Regions from separate parts of the Mus musculus genome. Here region 1 is linked to region 2. A link is a contact called in ENCODE Hi-C or POLR2A ChIA-PET data. All regions are on one chromosome and are shown on one strand. The core of a region is the stretch at or near the end of the contact, and the rest is flanking DNA. Distances in the headings are between cores, read along the strand shown.

Region 1 (2,728 bases), core at 197-2,696, 780 kb before region 2:
AGGGCGAACAGGAGATACACTAGAGCTGGCTGTCTTCCCCGGCTGCCAGCCTGCCATTGGAAGACACCCAGAAGTCTTTCCAATTACCCATGCCAACTGCTCAACCCTTTAGTATATCCCCCTTCCCCGCCTCCCGCAACCCCCCCCCCCCGCCCATCCCAAGTCCAGGAGGACCCTGGCCAGACCCCACAGCTGTAACTCAGAGAAGACCCCTCCCCCTTGACAAGAGACTTAGGGGAGAAATTAGAGCCCCCCCCCAACCAGGCACCAATCCCAAACTCTCCACTGCCCCTCTTCCCCACAGGGCCTGGAAGTCAAAGCAGTTTAGGGCGAAGGGAGCAGATCCTGCAGCTGCTCCGAGAACAGGAGAGGGACATTTCATTCACCCCAGAGTCCCCTAGGGCTGAAGCAGAGCGTCCAAGATTTGAGTTTAAAAATAAGTTGGCGCTGTCTTAGTGGCTGTGTGTGTATGGGGCTCTCTCTCTCTCTTCAGCTCAGCTTTACAGCCTCAGGTCCTCTGCCTCCTGGGGGATGGGCTGGCTAAGAGTCAATTTCCCCCTAGCCTTGCCTCCACCCTTTCAAGCCTGGGGCAGCTGTCAGTGAACACACTAGGTGTCTCTCCTCAGCGAACTCTAGCCTCCACTCCGTACCTCTCAGTACCCTTGAGCTTAGTCAGTACCCGTCTTTGTGTTTGGGTGAAGGTGTTCCTGTATCTCTGGAGCTGTGTCCCAGTAGGGCCTCCACTCTGGGGATCTCTATCCCTGTTCATATCCAAGTCTTGGTCTCTCTCGACGTCTCTATGTCTCTGACCTGAGAGTCTCTTTAGGCCTCCGGGAGGCAGATTTAGCGCTAGTCTAACAAGCTCCAGCCTCGGGGCCCTCCAAGGCCCTGGGAAGGGTGCTAGCAATGAGTTCCCTGGGGCCATACATTTGCTTCTTAAAATGCTCCCCAGAACCCGGGTCCCCGCCGTGCCTCGAGAAGTTCATCCGGCCATTCTCTGCCCTCGTTGGAGTGGTCCCGGTAGCCTCCTGGGGCGCGCGTCCTTGTCTGTTCTACCAGGCTCCCTAAGAGCCTCAGTTTCTCCAACCCTGCTGATCTCTGTAGCTTTTCTAGTTCAAACTTGGTCCCCACCCCTTGCAACTCTGGCGGTCCCCGCCCGGCCGGGAGGCGCGGAGCGGTGGGGTCCGTGCAGGCGCGTGGGGTCCCGAATTCGGGATGCCCCAGCAGAAGACAGGGGTGAGGGGCCCAGAGAGCGACCCTGGTCCGAGCGCAGCTGGGGCGGGGGACTCTCACCTCGAAGCGGGCGCGGGAGCTGGGCGCGCGCGGCGTGGGTGGGGCGGGAGCCGATCGCCCGGCGGCTCCTACCTGTGGGCCAGGCGGAGGGGGGCCGAGAGAGCAGCGGCGAGGTAGCCGGCTGCGACTGACTGTGTGGGCGAGTGGGCGCGCGGCCCTAAGCCTCCGAGGAAGTGCTCGGGCCCGCCCCGCCCGGACCCCGCCCCCGGGCCCCCAACCCGCCCGCAAGGGCCAGACCCCGCCCCCTCCTGCCTGCGGCGAGCCCAGCCCAGTCGAACCTGGTGCTCTGACCTCCTCGACCACTCCTTGCTCGCCCCCTGCAGCTTAACCCGCCTCCTGCGCCCTTCGGACCCCGGGGGACGGCTGGAAGCGATCTCAGGCCAGGGGTGCAGAGCTCCTAGGACTAGCTAGAGTCCATCTGGAGACCAGACCTCCCTTCCTCTTTTCCCTCTAGCTCATCCCCAGATGTTACACTAAACCTTAGCTTGGGAAGGAGGCCTTAATCCAGCCGGCTGGAGGCGTGGTTTTGATTCTGCCTTACCAGCGGAGATCAAGGTTTTTTTTTTTTTTCTAGAAACTTGGGCTAAAGAGAGCGAGCCTTTATCCTCCTCAATTTCAAAGGGCTTTATTCTATAAGCGACTGGCGAAAGCACAGGCAACAACCTCCCCATCCTCAACTGTGCCCTGGCACTGAGGTTTCTATAGTGCCCAGGAATAGTTTTGACCTTTGAGGCTCAGGGAGACCCTAATCCTCGGCCTCCCTGGCTTTGGGTTTCTCGAGAGGGTGTGTGAACAGTGCGAGTGGTTGGTGCAGGCAGGGGTGGTTAAGAAGGGAGGGAACTTGTGCAGTTTTTGATCCTCCAGCTTCTACCCTATTCCGGGAAGGGAGGACTAGTGTCTGCCAGGGACACGAGGCCCATCCAGGTCCTTGAGGCCACCCCCCTTGGGATCCTCAGGCTTGTCACTAGGAATAAATAGCCTTGATCTGGAGGGCGGGGTGGGGGTGGGGGAGCTCTGTTGTGCTGTTTGCAAAACAAGAGACAACAAACTAACCCTGGTAATAACCTTTGCGTCTCGGGGATGATTCAGATGTCCAGAGAGGCCCCCCCTAATTCAAGGCTGCATCCAGCCTTGCTAGCATTTTGGGGATTAAGACCCTTCAAGGCTGGTGTGGCGCCTTCCCTTCTGTATCAGGGGTCTGGTTGCTAGGTCCTAAGACAGCCTCTAGGCCAGGTTTTCTTTCAGAGTTAAAGGATTGCTTAAATGTTGTTGATTCTTAAATTGCAAATGCCACGAGGGCAGAGGTTGGGTCGGTTTTTTTTTTTTTTTTTTTTCACTACTGCATTCCCAGTATCTACTCCAGTGTTTGACCTGCAGTAAATGAGGGATGAATGTCACACACTGCTTTCATTTGGACCCCCTGCCACTCCCTGCC
Region 2 (2,940 bases), core at 115-2,614:
AACTTGGAAGAGAGAAAAAGTTCTCATAGGTTTCAAGTGGTAGTTACTTAGCATAAGCACTCCCCCCAAAGGTCTAACTTTGACACAGACGTGAGAAAATAAAACAGTTGTCCAGCAAGTGCAGGGGCGGAAGATGTGGGGGTAGGCAGCGATGTTGCTTTTTAAAAACACCACCCCTACAAAATACCAGAGATTTCTGTTTGGACAGACCTTTGTGTCAGAGTGGAAATGGGGAAAGCATGGTTGTCTGTGACCGTAGTTTTACCAGAAGTTCGCTCTGTTTGTAATGGGAATGGCTGATTGAAAGAAATCAACCCTGCCTCTATTTCCCTAAAAATACAAAGCCTTAGGCATTCATTCTATTCGTTCACGACGGACCCAAGTGAAAACAAATGCACTGATGTCTGTCCGCCTGCAAAACCGTCTCCAAAGATCGCTGTGACCAGCTACTGGGGACTGTCACCTGTAACTGCAACCACAGGGCTACAAGTTCTAAATAAAGTAGGTGTAGCGATAGAGTCCCCCCCCCCGCCCCCCCCCCCAAAAAATGTTTTTACAGAAGTCTCCAACAGACTGACAACAAACACTGAGATGCCCAGTGTCTTCGCCACAACACTTTCAGGCGCCGCTACGGTCCAGAGGCTGGGAGGAGATCCCTGAAAACTCCTGTCACCTAAGTGAGATGCGGCGGGACAGCACGCTCACCAAGTTCTCCGCGTGAGAACCGGGGACGACGGGTCGGTTTCGTCAACGCCACAAGGGCAGCGACCAGAAGGGAGGAGTTCTAGGGCGGTGACCGGCACCTGCCTCCTCCCTCCAGCCAGCGTCGCCTCCTGGCCCCCCTCGACCCTCGGAGGCCCAGGTCGGGGACCCTGGGCGAACCGCGCCCAGGCTCTGCGCTCGCAGGTGTGGACAGTGCCCGGGGACGCAGCGCCAGGCCTCCACCCTCTCAGGCCTCCTGGGCACCCGCCACCTGAGCGCCGTGGGCCGGGCAAAACCAAGGGCAGGCGGCGGCTGCGGGGCGCTCACCTTCTGGATGGAGGATTTGCCGCTGCGCCGGAGCCCCATAAGCAGGATCCTCGGCTTGGAGCTGTCAGCGCCGCCCGGGCCGCAGCCGCCGCCGGCCCCCGCGCCTCCGCCGCCACCCGCCGCTGCCTCCTCTTCCTCCTCCTCCACGCCGTAGCCGAAGTCCTTGGGGAACGAGTCGGCTGCGCCGTAACTGCCGGCCAGGGGCGTCTCCTCCGCCCCGTACTGCAGGGACATGGTGCTGGACCACCACCGCCCGCGCCCTGACAGGCCAGGCCAGGTTAGGCCGCCGCCTCCCCAGGCCGCCGCTGTTGCCGCCGCCCCCGGCAGTAGCCGCCGCAGGGCCCGCCCATAAGCCCAGCTCCGATTGGGCCGCCGCCAAGCTTCGGTTTATTATTGGCTGGGCGGGCTGCCACTCTGGGACAACAGGGTAAGTGGTACTATCACGTGCCCGGAATCACCTGACTAGCAGCGGCAGAAGGGGGGGAGGCGTCACGAGGAGTTCGGCCTGGCCGCGCCTCTCGTCGGCCTCCGGGCCTTCGCCCTGGGGGCACAGCCCGCAACGCACCTCGGCCTTCCATGCGCGCGCTGGGCTGCTCCCCGCTCCCCGCCTTCTTCCGGGCTCCGAGAGCAACGCAGGGAAGCTTCTAGGCGTCTGGGTAAGAATTCTTTGTGCCCCCCTCCCTTGTTGCAGCTGCCCTGCCAGTATTTAGTGATGCTTGTCAGGTCCTGGGTACCAGGAAGGCACTGGAAACTGAATTGCCCCTCCATGCCCTCAAGTTGCTTGAAGCTGAACAGAGATTGGACTTCTGTGTAAGTTGACTCAGTACAGATTTTATGGGAAAAGGCCATGAGGATAGATGAATTGCTCTGGAATTGGGTGAGTCCACCGGAGGTCGTGTGTGAGCCAGTCCAGACCTATAGATTCGGCACGTGCGAAAGGCAATTAGGAATCTCAGTGATAACTTGCCTATGCTGGTACCTGGAACCCGATAAGGAAAACAGATACGAGCATGCTAAAACATCTTCTAATTCCGTAAGCAGATCGCTGATAGGATACTGCTGCCCTTATATTCTACCGACTCCATCTTCACGCCCACCTAGTGCCCCTCCAGTAACCCATCCAGCAACTGAGTACTTGACTTCTTTGTGATTAGAGACTAGAGGAATTAGGGCTAATGAAGGCAAATGATTACTGCCAAAGTATGTTTCAGAAAGTTGTAAATGTCTCGGACTCCCAGAAGTGGAAATTTGACAACCCTTAAAATACAGCCGTGTACACTCAAAAGGAGTTGGGGTAGGGATAGGGCTTCTGGTTTTACAAAGTGACTGTTGTTTGCAGGGCTAAGGATGAAATTCGGGGTCTTTTGCGCATGCTAGGGAAAATTCTACCACATAGTCTCATCTCCTACTCAGACAGACTGATCTGACTGTAGAGAGAAAAGTAAGCTCTAGTAGGCCGTCACAACCTCACCTAAAAAATATCAACTCCACAGTACCTAATAGACAGGCAGAATGCACTTAAATATGCGTGTGTCTCTCAGTATCAATGGGAGAATGCTTTCAGGACACCCTTAATCCGATTAACCGACTGGAAGACGGTCAGATTCCTAGTATAGGCTATTTACATGTGAACCTATGCACACTCCATGTACTTTATATTATCTCTGCATTAATTATAATAACCAGTACAATGAAAAATGAAATTGTGTCTTTGCCAGGCATGATATGATGGCCCACATCCGTAAATCTCAGTACATCTGAGGCAGGTGTAGAATTCCCCCCAAAAAGTTCTAAGTCAGCCCACTCTACACATCCTTGACAGCCTTAGCTAGAAACCCCTTTTTTAAAGAATGGGATGTGTGTATAAATAGTTGTTGCACTATATTGCATAAGTGTAAAAATAAAGTCTAC

The links. Hi-C counts contacts between places; a loop is a spot of excess contacts on that map. ChIA-PET counts read pairs that join two places held with the same protein, here RNA polymerase II (POLR2A).
Region 1: a map of T-helper 17 cell shows a loop between it and region 2 (4-fold over the local background). The contact joins the promoter of Fhl3 here to the promoter of Rragc in region 2. A Hi-C loop is called at or near these places in 2 of 37 maps with a recorded cell type or tissue (T-helper 17 cell and regulatory T cell). POLR2A ChIA-PET finds 5 or more read pairs at or near these places in 1 of 5 experiments (Patski).

Annotation. Positions count from the first base shown.
Region 1 is chr4:124,699,417-124,702,144 of GRCm38, reverse strand. It overlaps Fhl3 (four and a half LIM domains 3), which reads right to left and starts at 1,446. Exons shown (of 6, transcript NM_010213.3): 1 at 1,294-1,446.
Region 2 is chr4:123,915,857-123,918,796 of GRCm38, reverse strand. Rragc (Ras-related GTP binding C) reads right to left here and starts at 1,364. Exons shown (of 7, transcript NM_017475.2): 1 at 1,030-1,364. The coding sequence starts at 1,263. It also overlaps D130007C19Rik.